Regions from separate parts of the Homo sapiens genome. Here region 2 is linked to region 1. Evidence: chromatin loops called from intact Hi-C (ENCODE). Cell type or tissue: Caco-2. All regions are shown on one strand. Links, peaks and the distances in the headings refer to the core of each region. The heading gives the core; the rest is flanking DNA.

Evidence for each region. A loop is a pair of places that touch in the nucleus more often than their neighbours do. Peaks named below come from ENCODE experiments on the same cell type or tissue, not always from the same donor. Only the 100,000 strongest peaks of a DNase experiment are listed, where the experiment ranks them.
Region 2: a loop joins it to region 1, with 8 times the contacts of the local background. A loop is called at or near these places in 2 of 110 quality-filtered maps.

Annotation. Positions count from the first base shown.
Region 1 is chr10:77,384,563-77,389,942 of GRCh38, forward strand. All of the region lies in intron 2 of KCNMA1 (potassium calcium-activated channel subfamily M alpha 1), which reads right to left. Among named protein-coding and RNA genes, the nearest start is that of KCNMA1-AS3, 36 kb to the left of the region's middle. In Caco-2, for the core only: no CTCF peak of the experiment used is centred there; DNase peaks (open chromatin) are centred at 3,329 and 3,736.
Region 2 is chr10:77,449,494-77,454,873 of GRCh38, forward strand. All of the region lies in intron 1 of KCNMA1 (potassium calcium-activated channel subfamily M alpha 1), which reads right to left. Among named protein-coding and RNA genes, the nearest start is that of KCNMA1-AS3, 100 kb to the left of the region's middle. In Caco-2, for the core only: no CTCF peak of the experiment used is centred there; DNase peaks (open chromatin) are centred at 2,658 and 3,654.

The DNA of each region.
Region 1 (5,380 bases), core at 250-5,249:
GTAATACCCAAAAGAGAAGAAAATAAAGCCACTCTTGCCACAGAGGGAAATAACTGGAGAGCACTGAGGTATGACACTAGGGGTAGCAAGGTGGTCCCCAAAGGGGAGGCAATGAAACTGCCCCATCTCACCACCATAGTGAATGCTCGACTGGACAAATGGTTATGGCTTCAGGGATTTGCTACCTGCCCAAGCTGACTTACAACTCACTTTCTATGGCAAGCCTCTGGTTTGCTCTCTTTCTGGAGCCACGTATGTTTGAGATCTTCCCATTCATTCATTCTTTCCTATGCCCATTCATTCCTTCACTCATTCTTGAATGAGAAGCACCATGGTAACATGAAAACAGCCTGGGTCATCGAGTCATGAGATCCCAGATTTAAATCTCAGTTCAGATGCTTATTGGATGTGTGATCTCACCTAAGCTATTAAAGATTCTCTGAGCCTTGGTTTTCTCACCTGTAACATGGGGACAAGAGAAGAATAATGTTTGCCACTTGTCTTCTACACAGTCATACTCAATGTGTTTATACATGATTTATATCTCATTCCATTTTGATCAACAATTACCCAACAGAGAGCCTGGTCTCTCCAGATACTCAATAAGATTATTGAATTATTGATTATTGAATAAAAATATGACAATGTGCTTTCACATATATTTCTTCTCTCTCTCTCTCTTCAAATTTCATTTTCACAGCAATCTGGTTCAAGGTTGTTTCAGCCCAGCACAGGACAAAGAGGATTATAAAATTAAACCACATGTTTCTGACTCTCAGTGAACTTACAGTTTACTATGTTTTATTAACAATGTATACAACACTTAGTCTGCCCCAGCTACTGTACTAAGTACTTTATAAATATTAGGTCATGTAATCTGCATAATAACCCTATGAGGTAAGTACTACGATTGTCTTCTGTCACTGGCTCAGGGTCACACTAGTACATGGCAGAACAAAGGTCAAACTCAGCCAGTCTGGCTCTATAGCCTGTGCTCTTAACCACTCAGCCTCATTGCCTTTAGAGTGGATAAGTCACATTCACAAGTGTATGCGAATACTCTCCAAGACTGATGGATTCAGAGGAGGAAACACTATGCACTGCATCTTAAAGATGAGGTAGGATTTGAACACATGGAGTGCATGGAGGAGAGCAGAAGAAGGACAGGTTGGAAAGAGGATAGGGGCCCTGACCATTTGCTTGAAGTGTTTGGGCTTTAGACCTTGGAAAGCCACTGAAGGTCTCTGAGCCATGGGGAAACCTAAGCAAAGCTGGCTTTGGGGAAAATTCATCTGGCAATAGCATGAAAGATGGACTGAAGCGGGGAGATGGGACAAATGAGGAGAGTGACATGTAGCTGCTATAATGAGTGAAGGAAGGGGTCACAGGGCTTAAGCCAGGACAATGGAAAAAGAAGCATCAAGGGCAAATCCATAGGACGTGCCTCCTACCAGGATGTAATATGTCTCCCCGAGTTTCCCACCAAAACTTTCACATCAGAAACAAGTTCCAAGGAGCACTCACTGGGCACTTTCGTGGCCATCCAGAGTGGCACATGGGTGCTCTATAGCACTGCTTTCCTCAAAGGAAACATGGGGTCATCTTGAGCAGCTGGAAACACTGGCTGAGCCTTTCCTAGTTGCATGCAGCCATTTACTGAGGCCAAGGGGGCAAAATCTAATCCTGACAAAGAATCCTGGCCACCTCAAATGCAAAAGATAGCCAAGTACAACGAACCATAGTCCCGTTTGTTATAATGTCCTATAAATCACAGCCTAGGCCTTACAGTTAATAGGGCTTTCTATTCCAATTCCCATTATGCTGGAAGGGGAAGAGGAAGAATTGAGGAACGAATGAGGAGTCTGAGAGTGAGTTACGGCCCAAGAATATGACTTGTCAGCCGTCTTCCAAGCTCTACCAATTGCCTGAAATTCTCTATCCAGTCGTAGGTTTGCATAAATTCCTGGAGAAGGCTTTGTCTGATACCACAGTGAAACAGATGCCAGGGTGCAGGCACAACAGGTAGACTCATAAAACTGGTAAAGAGAACTTTGCTTTGACAAAAGCTGGAGTTTTCCTTGTTATTTATCTTTCCTATTTGAAGCCTTGAAATCCCATTTTCATCTTGATGGAGATGATAAACTCTTAGAAAACTTTTATGGCTCCCAGGATGAAACTGAGGACTCTGCCTCTGCTCCCCACTGCAATTCTGGCAGGCTTTTAAATTCAAGTCAGGGCAGAAACTGTTTTTGGTCAGAGGCAAAATGTATTTATCTCTGTAAGCACAGCCATTAAGATGTGAGCATGAATAGCTAAGAGAAAGAACATTAAGGGAGAAACAGGAAGAAATAGAAGGTGAGGCTATGATGGAAGGAAATGATGACGCATCAACCCCCACCAAAAGCTTTTTACAGTGCCGGGGGAGTGGGGCACAGGGAAAGGCATCTGCAGCGATTGGGAGAAAGAACCCGGGAGTGGGCTGAGGGGAAGGCTTTGCAGTGGGAGGGCTGTGATCAGCGTGTGCTTCATGCAAAGAGAATTTTGAGAGTGGACATAACAAACAGGAAAATTGTGCTTGCATTTCTGTTTGTCTGTAGAATCACTGTGGCTCTGAAATCCACCCCCTCTGCTCTCCAAACACTAAAGAAAGTCTCCAGATGGAAAAATCTGAAGTCAGGCTGCAATATGAAAAAAGAAAAGAAAAAGAAGGCTGCTACAGGAAGCTGACAAATTTGCTGTTTCTCTGAGGTCTAACCTATGCAGCTGGGGTATCAAATACTAGACAGGGTCAGGAGACATGTCTGAAACTGACCAAATGACCTTGGACAAGCCCCACTTTAATCACACATAATGTAAACTTTAGGGAATGTGACCTAGAACAGGTAGCTAAGGCACAAATAACACTAGTACTACCACCCTCCAAGCTGGCACTCATGGCAGGCATCATTAGTCAGTCATGGAATTGTTCTTTTCTTTTCTTTTCTTTTCTTTTCTTTTTCTTTTCTTTTCTTTTTTTTCTTTTCTCTTTTCTTTTCTTTTCTTTTCTTTCTTTTCTTTTCTTTTCTTTTCTTTTTAGATGGAATCTTGCTCTGTCACCCAGGTTGGAGTCCAGTAGCGTGATCTCGGCTCACTGCAACCTCTCACTCCCAGGTTCAAGTGATTCTCCTGCCTCAGCCTCCCAAGTAGCTGAGACTACAGGTGCCTGCCAGCATGCTCAGCTAATTTTTACATTTTTAGTTGAGACAGGGTTTTAGCATGTTGGCCAGGCTGGTCTTAAACTCCTGACCTCAAGTGATCCACCTGCCTTGGCCTCCCAAAGTGCTGGGATTACAGACGTGAGCCACTGCACCCAGCCCTCGGAATTCTTTAGAGCAGAGCCATTATGACTGTTTGCTGCTGAACCTTAAATCTTTGGCCAAATATTCTCTGTAGCTGCTACTGATCAATCAGAATGAACCCAGAAGATGAAAGCTGATGAAAGATGATGAAAGTTCACCATTGCTAGACTTGATCTCTTCTAATCCTTAAACACTAGAGCCAGATAAGATTGCATGTCATGTGTAATCTCATTATAGACATCCTTAACTAAGTCCTACCTTGGTTTTCTTTTCTCTTTGGCCTTCTTTCCAAGTCTTAGCAGCCAAGGCTGTGAAATAAGAACTGGTATGAAGGCTCTTCATTCAACTCCACATCTGAAGCTCTGAAAGTGACCTTGTGCACTTTTCTTGAGCCTCTTTACTTTACGTTCCCCCATTCTGCCACAAAGCTCCTGGTGGGGCTGGTGTCTCCTCTACTCTCCTGCTGATTTCATCAAGGTAAAGAATTCTATTCCTTTTCAAATGCTTTGAGATCATGGGATAGAAGACAGCCTGGGGAAGTTCAAAGACGTTTAATCATTAGCCTCAGTTCTTTTGAAAATTATTAAAGAGCCCAGAATTAGAAATTCAGATTTCCTCCAAATCCCTGAGAACAAACAACTCTCTTGTAAATGGCTTAATGTGTCTGTTTAATGTACACAAAATTATCTTTCAGGAAAGTGGATTGTTTTTTATATCATTTTGCATCTCTAAAATATACCACCTATGGCAAAAGGATTGGGATTCAAAGTCTGACAAAATCTACAGCAGAAATAATTAGCACCAGAGGCTGTTTCTGAGAGTTAAATGAAAGAGAAACTGGTTATTTATTTATTTCTTTTCTCTCTATCTGTATCTCTCCATCTCAGCCCCGGGAAGAGGAATTGTATCTCTTGGTGCTAGAAGGGTGGCTTGCTGAATTGCCTTTACAAGGTTTTTTTCTGTAAGACAACAACTGAGCCCCCAACACACAACTCCCTGTGGGCCGCAGTGCTATGGAAACAGCTGCAGTGCTCCAACTCTGGGGAAAACAACCAGATAAACCCACTGGTTTGCAAACTAGGCACAAGGGCAGAGGAATAGTGATGTTTTCTAATTTAGCATCCAGGGAGGCAAGGGGGAGTCTTTGCTTAAATCATGTTAATGAAATTGGAAACACTTGAAATAGCCCATTGAGGGTCTGTTGCCCCTGTTTTTTAAAGTTCATCTAAAAGTTAACCTACAAGGAATTTTCATTTGGGGAATTTCTGCAATGTCAACTCCACTGATCACCCACAGTGTTTAACACCCTTGCTATAAATTTGGGGGCTAGCTTGGCAGCTCCTGCCACCCCCCTGAGTCTGCTACCTTGCTCCAGAAATAAAAAATGACTTTGGCCACAGTAATGTTTCCTCGATCCTCAGCCCCTCCTGGGGGCCTCCGGCAGTCATTATTTTAAATAAACATGCCTTTTATTGTTTTCAGGTACACAGAGATGGAGGCGCTTCTACCTCTGGAGGAGGGATGGACTTTCAGGGGCCCCATGATTTGCAGCAGTTCAGTCAAAAGCAATACAAAGAGCAAAGGATAGGGGCTGTTATCTCACCCAAGAGCTCCTCAAGCAGAGGATACTCAATTGGAAAGGAGGCTCTTCCAGTCAAATTTGGGGCTAGTGGGGTCACCACGTTTGATACCAACTAGGAACAACATCCCCTTAGAGGCTTCCAACTGAGGAAGGTTCCAAAAGAGAGCTCCATGGCTGAAATGATTCAAAAGAAGCCAACTCCTTCTCATTGAGCTGGCCCTTTGGAATATGGCCCCCTCCTCCCACGGCATCCTTCCCCCTGCCCAGTGCCTCAGGCCCATCTACATGCTTCTACCTATAGGCTTTGCTTCTTCTCTAGAAAGGAGCAAAGAAGGAAAAGAATCATTGGAGGTGAGTCAAAAGCAGGCACCGTAACTCACGGGGCCTTGTAAGCCAGGGACACAGTTTCAGATTTTACTTCAAATGGAGGCAAAACCATGGGAGAGCCATGCAGAGACAC
Region 2 (5,380 bases), core at 215-5,214, 65 kb after region 1:
TGGAGAGAGGTTTCCAGGATTAGGGTGGGTGGGGTAGGGTGGGCAGAAAACTTTTACTTTTCATTTTATATTTTTATAAGTTATTTCAATGTTTACCATATGTGTTACTTTTATTTCATTTCACTTTTTCAATTTTTTTTTTAATTTTTAATTTTTTTTTTTTTTTTGAGACGGAGTCTCACTTTGTCGCCCAGGCTGGAGTGCAGTGGCGGGATGTCAGCCCACTGCAAGCTCCACCTCCCGGGTTCACACCATTCTCCTGCCTCAGCCTCCCGAGTAGCTGGGACTACAGGCACCCACCACCATGCCCAGCTAATTTTTTGTATTTTTAGTAGAGACGGGGTTTCACTGTGTTAGCCAGGATGGTCTTGATCTCCTGACCTCATGATCCACCTGCCTCGGCCTCCCAAAGTGCTGGGATTACAGGTGTGAGCCACCACGCCTGGCCTATTTATTTATTTTTAATTTAAAATAGAGAATGTGTCTCACTCTGTCACCCAGGCTAGAGTGCAGTGGTGCAATCACAGCCCACTGCAGCCTCCAACTCCTGGGCTCAAGTGGTCCTCCACCATGCCTGGCTTTATTATTCATTTATTTATTTATTTGAGACACAGTGCAGTGGCACGATCTTGGCTCACTTCAACCTTTGTCTCCCAGGTTCAAGTGATTCTCCTAATTCAGTCTCCCGAGTAGCTGGGATTACAGGTGCCCGCTACCATGCCTGGCTAACTTTTGCATTTTTAGTAGAGATGGGGTTTTGCCATGTTGGCCAGGTTGGTCTCGAACTCCTGCCCTGAGGTGATCCACCTGCCTCGGCCTCCCAAAGTGCTGGGAGTACAGGCGTGAGCCGCTGTACCCAGATTTATTTTTTAAACTAAGTATATTTTAAAGCTTTACATATATTATGTATATTAACCAATATACATATTAACATTTATATATATTAACCAATCTAAGTTTTCAGAATAACATTTCATTATATAATAATAAAATACACCCAAATGTGATTTCTGCATTGCAGAATTACAGACATTGCTTTCTCTTTATAATTTTTCTGTATTTGCCAAGTTTTCTCCCATAAAAGCATAATTTTATTATCATAAAAAGCCTCCTTTTCAAAACTTTAAGGTATCTCACTAGTAAGAGGATATACTTTCTCTAATAAGAGTTTGGGTTTCACCACCAGTCATGTCCAGCCTCAGACCCACCCAAAGAGTCATACTATCATGAGTACAGGGGATAGAAGGGCCCCATGAGACTCATTCCAGGAGGTTACCAAAGTAGTAGACCTGAAATGGTTTGGCTCTGTGTCCCCACTCAAATCTCCTCTTGAATTGTAATAATTCCCATGTGTTGTAGGAGGGACCCAGTCAGGGGTAACAGAATGATGGGGGCATGTTTTTCCCATACTGTTCTCATTATAGTGAATAGGTCTCATGAGATCTGATGGTTTTATTAAGGGGAGTTCCCCTGCACATGCCTTCTTACCTGCTGCCATGTAAGATGTGACTTTGCTCCTCATTTACCTTCTGCCATGATTGTGAGGCTTCCCCAGCCATGTGGAACTGTGAGTCCATTAAACCTCTTTCCTTTGGAAACTACCCAGTCTCAGGTATGTCTTTACTAGCAGCATGAGAACAGAATAATACAAGACACAAGCCCTACTGGCTTAGCCTAGAGCCTCAGCTGAAGCCACAGCCCTCAGCCCTGGACCCCTGAGATACAAGAGGAGCCTGACCAGTGACATCCCGGAATTAAACAGGGGGAGAATCTTCCTCTTATTGTCATCCTGAGCAATACACTAGACAAAGGCCATCGGGCAGATAAAAAGAGGAACCCTGTGCCCCTGAAGTTGATCTGACCACCAGCGAGAGGTCACATCTGCTATGTGCAATGCCCTGCAGGGGTCACAAAGATGACTTCAACCTCGACCCTGTCTTCAAAGGAGAGTCCAGTCCAGGCGAGTAGGTGAGAAGGCATGTACCAACTCAAATCCCAGGTAGAAAGTGAGCAGAGCCCGAACTACAGAGGTATGAATACAGGGCAATTGAAGTTCAGAGGACGAAAGCTCGCTTCCAGCCTAGGGTGCAAGGACAGCTTCCAAAGGAGGTGATTCACAAACTGAGTTTGAAGTCTAGGTGTATTCAAATACAGGCCAAGTGTGCCCCTGCCCAGGAGTAGGCAGTCTATGCAACATGTGAATCACATGTTCAAGCACCTGCCTCACCTGTTTTATGGGCAAGTCTGCCAGCTACAGTCCTATCAGGGCACCTATATTTCTAAGGACCTGGATGCCTGGATGTTTTTTCTCCCCAGGGCATATATCTCAATTACAAACCTGCAGGAAACAAAAAGTTTGTGGAGAGTCACAAAACATATTTGAAATGTATAAGACTTTCACCACAGGAAACTAGGCCTAACAAGTATTTTCCTGTGGAACACCCCTGGCTTTGATGAAACTCCCCATTCAATGTCTCTTTCCTCCTGCAAACTTTGCTAATAGCAGTGAAAATAAAAGCACAGATCCTATATTTACTTAATGATCTTGGCTGCTTTAGACATGAGATAGCATTCCAAGAGAGCAAAGTGCTTTTTAACAAAATTCAACAAGACCCTGCCCTTTCCCCCGCCCTCCCACCTGGCCTCTGGAAGGAGGAAGGAATTTCTCATTCTCTGATCTTTTCGCCTGCCATGACCCCCAGGGCAATCCAGACAGTAAGACTGGCCATGCCTCCTGGTCATGTCCCATACCTCATGTCCTCATGTGAGACCCCAGATGGGGGAGATGATCACATTTGAGTTACATTTGAGGCGGAGATTCAGGTGGGGGCCCAAAACATGGCTGACATCCAGCCAGCATTCTTTGCTAGATGGAGCTGGGAATGGGGGGTTAACTTTTGTGAAAGTTTATTAGAGAATAAAGTAAGTGAGTTAATTAAATTGGAGTGTGAAAGACATTTGGGTGGTGATGAGGAGGCGAGGTGATGATTTATTTATAATTGACAAGGTTGCATCTAGCTACTGGGATAGTAATTATACACTTTATAAATGCGCAAAAAAAGTCCTTTCATGCGATGGAGGTTTAAGGGAAAATCCTGTCAGGGAAGTTTCTGTCTGCCCATGAGTATGACACCACCTCAAGAGCTGTTGGCCACTTGGCTTCTGCCAACCACAGCTGTAAGTTGGGGACTGAATAATCTCTAAATACCCTTCTAAAAATGAGGCCTTTTCTGGGAATCAGTACTTAGCCTCCATCTGCTTCTGATGATGTTTTCTTATCTCAATTCAGGGACAAAGAGGGATCCTTTATCTTGTGTCTGATTCTTTGTTTTTGTTTTACTGATTCATATTCAAGTTCCAGCTCTTGGATCCTCCCTAATCAAGATGATAAGAAAGATGCTGCCCAATGCGGCATCTCATTTAAGGGTGAGCAGATGTGAATTCAGACCCTAAATTTGGGAAAGTTCCTTAATCTCATCTGGAAAACAGGGATGGGGGTACCTAGCTGACGGGGTTGCTATAAGGACAGAACCTGGTGTAAAGGCAAGCCTGGTACCCAGTTAACACTCATTATCATGCACCTTAGGTTAAGTCATGGTAAAGGAAACGTTTCAGGTTAACTTCAGTCCCTTGATAACTGGGGATTCCAGCCTGACCTGTTTGCATAGAGTCTAGCTTGGCCCCTGTGACCAGCATTTGCCTCTCTAAGGGCTCCTAAGCACTCAGTTTTAAAATCCAATCAAGAGTATTTCCAGAGATAAGCCACGACATCATTAGAATACAGATTACAGCATCCATCTTCTGACACCCACTGAGAAATTCTAACAAGCACAAGAAGTTCCAGAATGCTAGAGGTAAAAAATAAATAAATATAAATAAATAAATAAATAAATAAATAATCTTATCTCACCATTCAAAGATTCTCCAAAGAAGTAGCATGGACTAGATCTCTCCTCCCACCTGAAACAACTAAAAATTCAGACAAGACAATGATTTTCAGACACTGGAGCTCAGTCAGGGGAAGACAGCAATCCCTGAGAGAGGAGAAACGAAGTGAGCCCTACAGTTGCCTCAACTTCCTGTCTGGAGAGAGCGTCCAAGTCACAGCAGAAAGAAGGAGGACCCCAGCAGGGCCCAGATGTCTCCCTGAGTTGAGGAGATGAAGGCTGGATTCCAGCAAGGCCAAGGAGGCTGGAATTCACAGGCCAGGGCAGCAAAAAGAACTGCCCAGTGAATACTTGAGGTCAGCAGAGGGACCCCCTTGAGTCTTTAGCTAAGTATTGGTGGACACAGGCATGTGTGAAAGCTATCCAAGGTGGGGGAGAGAAACACCCTAAAGGAGCAGACAGAACATTTCCCAGAGTTTATACAGGGCTGGGAACGGTTCACCTTCCCACCAGCCAGAGTGGAAACCTCAAGCTCACAGAGCACCTGGTAGAGTACTGAGAATAGCAGCGTCTCTGTAGTGGGAAAAAATTAGCCCTAGATTAAGAGAGCTCTGGTTCCACCTAATAAAGCTCAAAGGCAAGACCCAAAAAAGATCAAACTGTTTCCATACAACTTGATCATGTCCCAGAAAATAAGCTCAAGAATGTTTTATAGGAGTACTAAGATATCCAGCAACCAACAAGGTAAAATTCACAATGTCTGGTATCCAATCAAAAACTACCAGGCATTCAAAAAGGCAAAAAAATTGAACCCATAATGAAAAAATAGTCCATCAAAAGACTCCCCACTTCTGCAACCACATCTACAGTGTATTTCAGGACCCAGCCATAGAGCCCCTCTGGTCCTAGAAATGCATTTCAAAGTGCCTCTCTAGCTCTGTGCAAGAGATTTTCTCTTTTTCATTCTAAAGACAGTAATCCTAGGTAGAAACAAGAGAGAGAAAAAAAACAGAAATGCTCACTTTCTAGTTTGTTTCTCTGTTTGCTAACAGTGTCACATTTCCCAAGCAGTGATACTCTCCCATCTCGTTCATCTTCTAATTCTCTGCCTATAATTTTACAAATGTCTGTGGCTATCTTTAGCAGTTTTCACCAGTTTTGTGTTTTAGCCACCTGACCCCCTTTCACTCTACCCTAAGTTAGATGACTCCTCATTCCTCATTCATAAAGTTCTGTCTGTTAAACCTAGAGTTGATCAGCGATCACGATACACGAACATGCTCTCTTCTTCAGATGCCCTCACATTTTCCTTCTTTACTTGGGGATTAACAATTTAATTTTTAATTAGTGGAGCATACTCAAAATGTCATGGTTGCAGCCTTCCATCACTCTTGGGCTATATTCTCTCTTAAGGTCTTCATATGGACTGCTGTCTAAAACAATCTAGAAGAGCAAGAAATCCAAAAATGGGCCCAAGTATCCTAGGGCTGTGG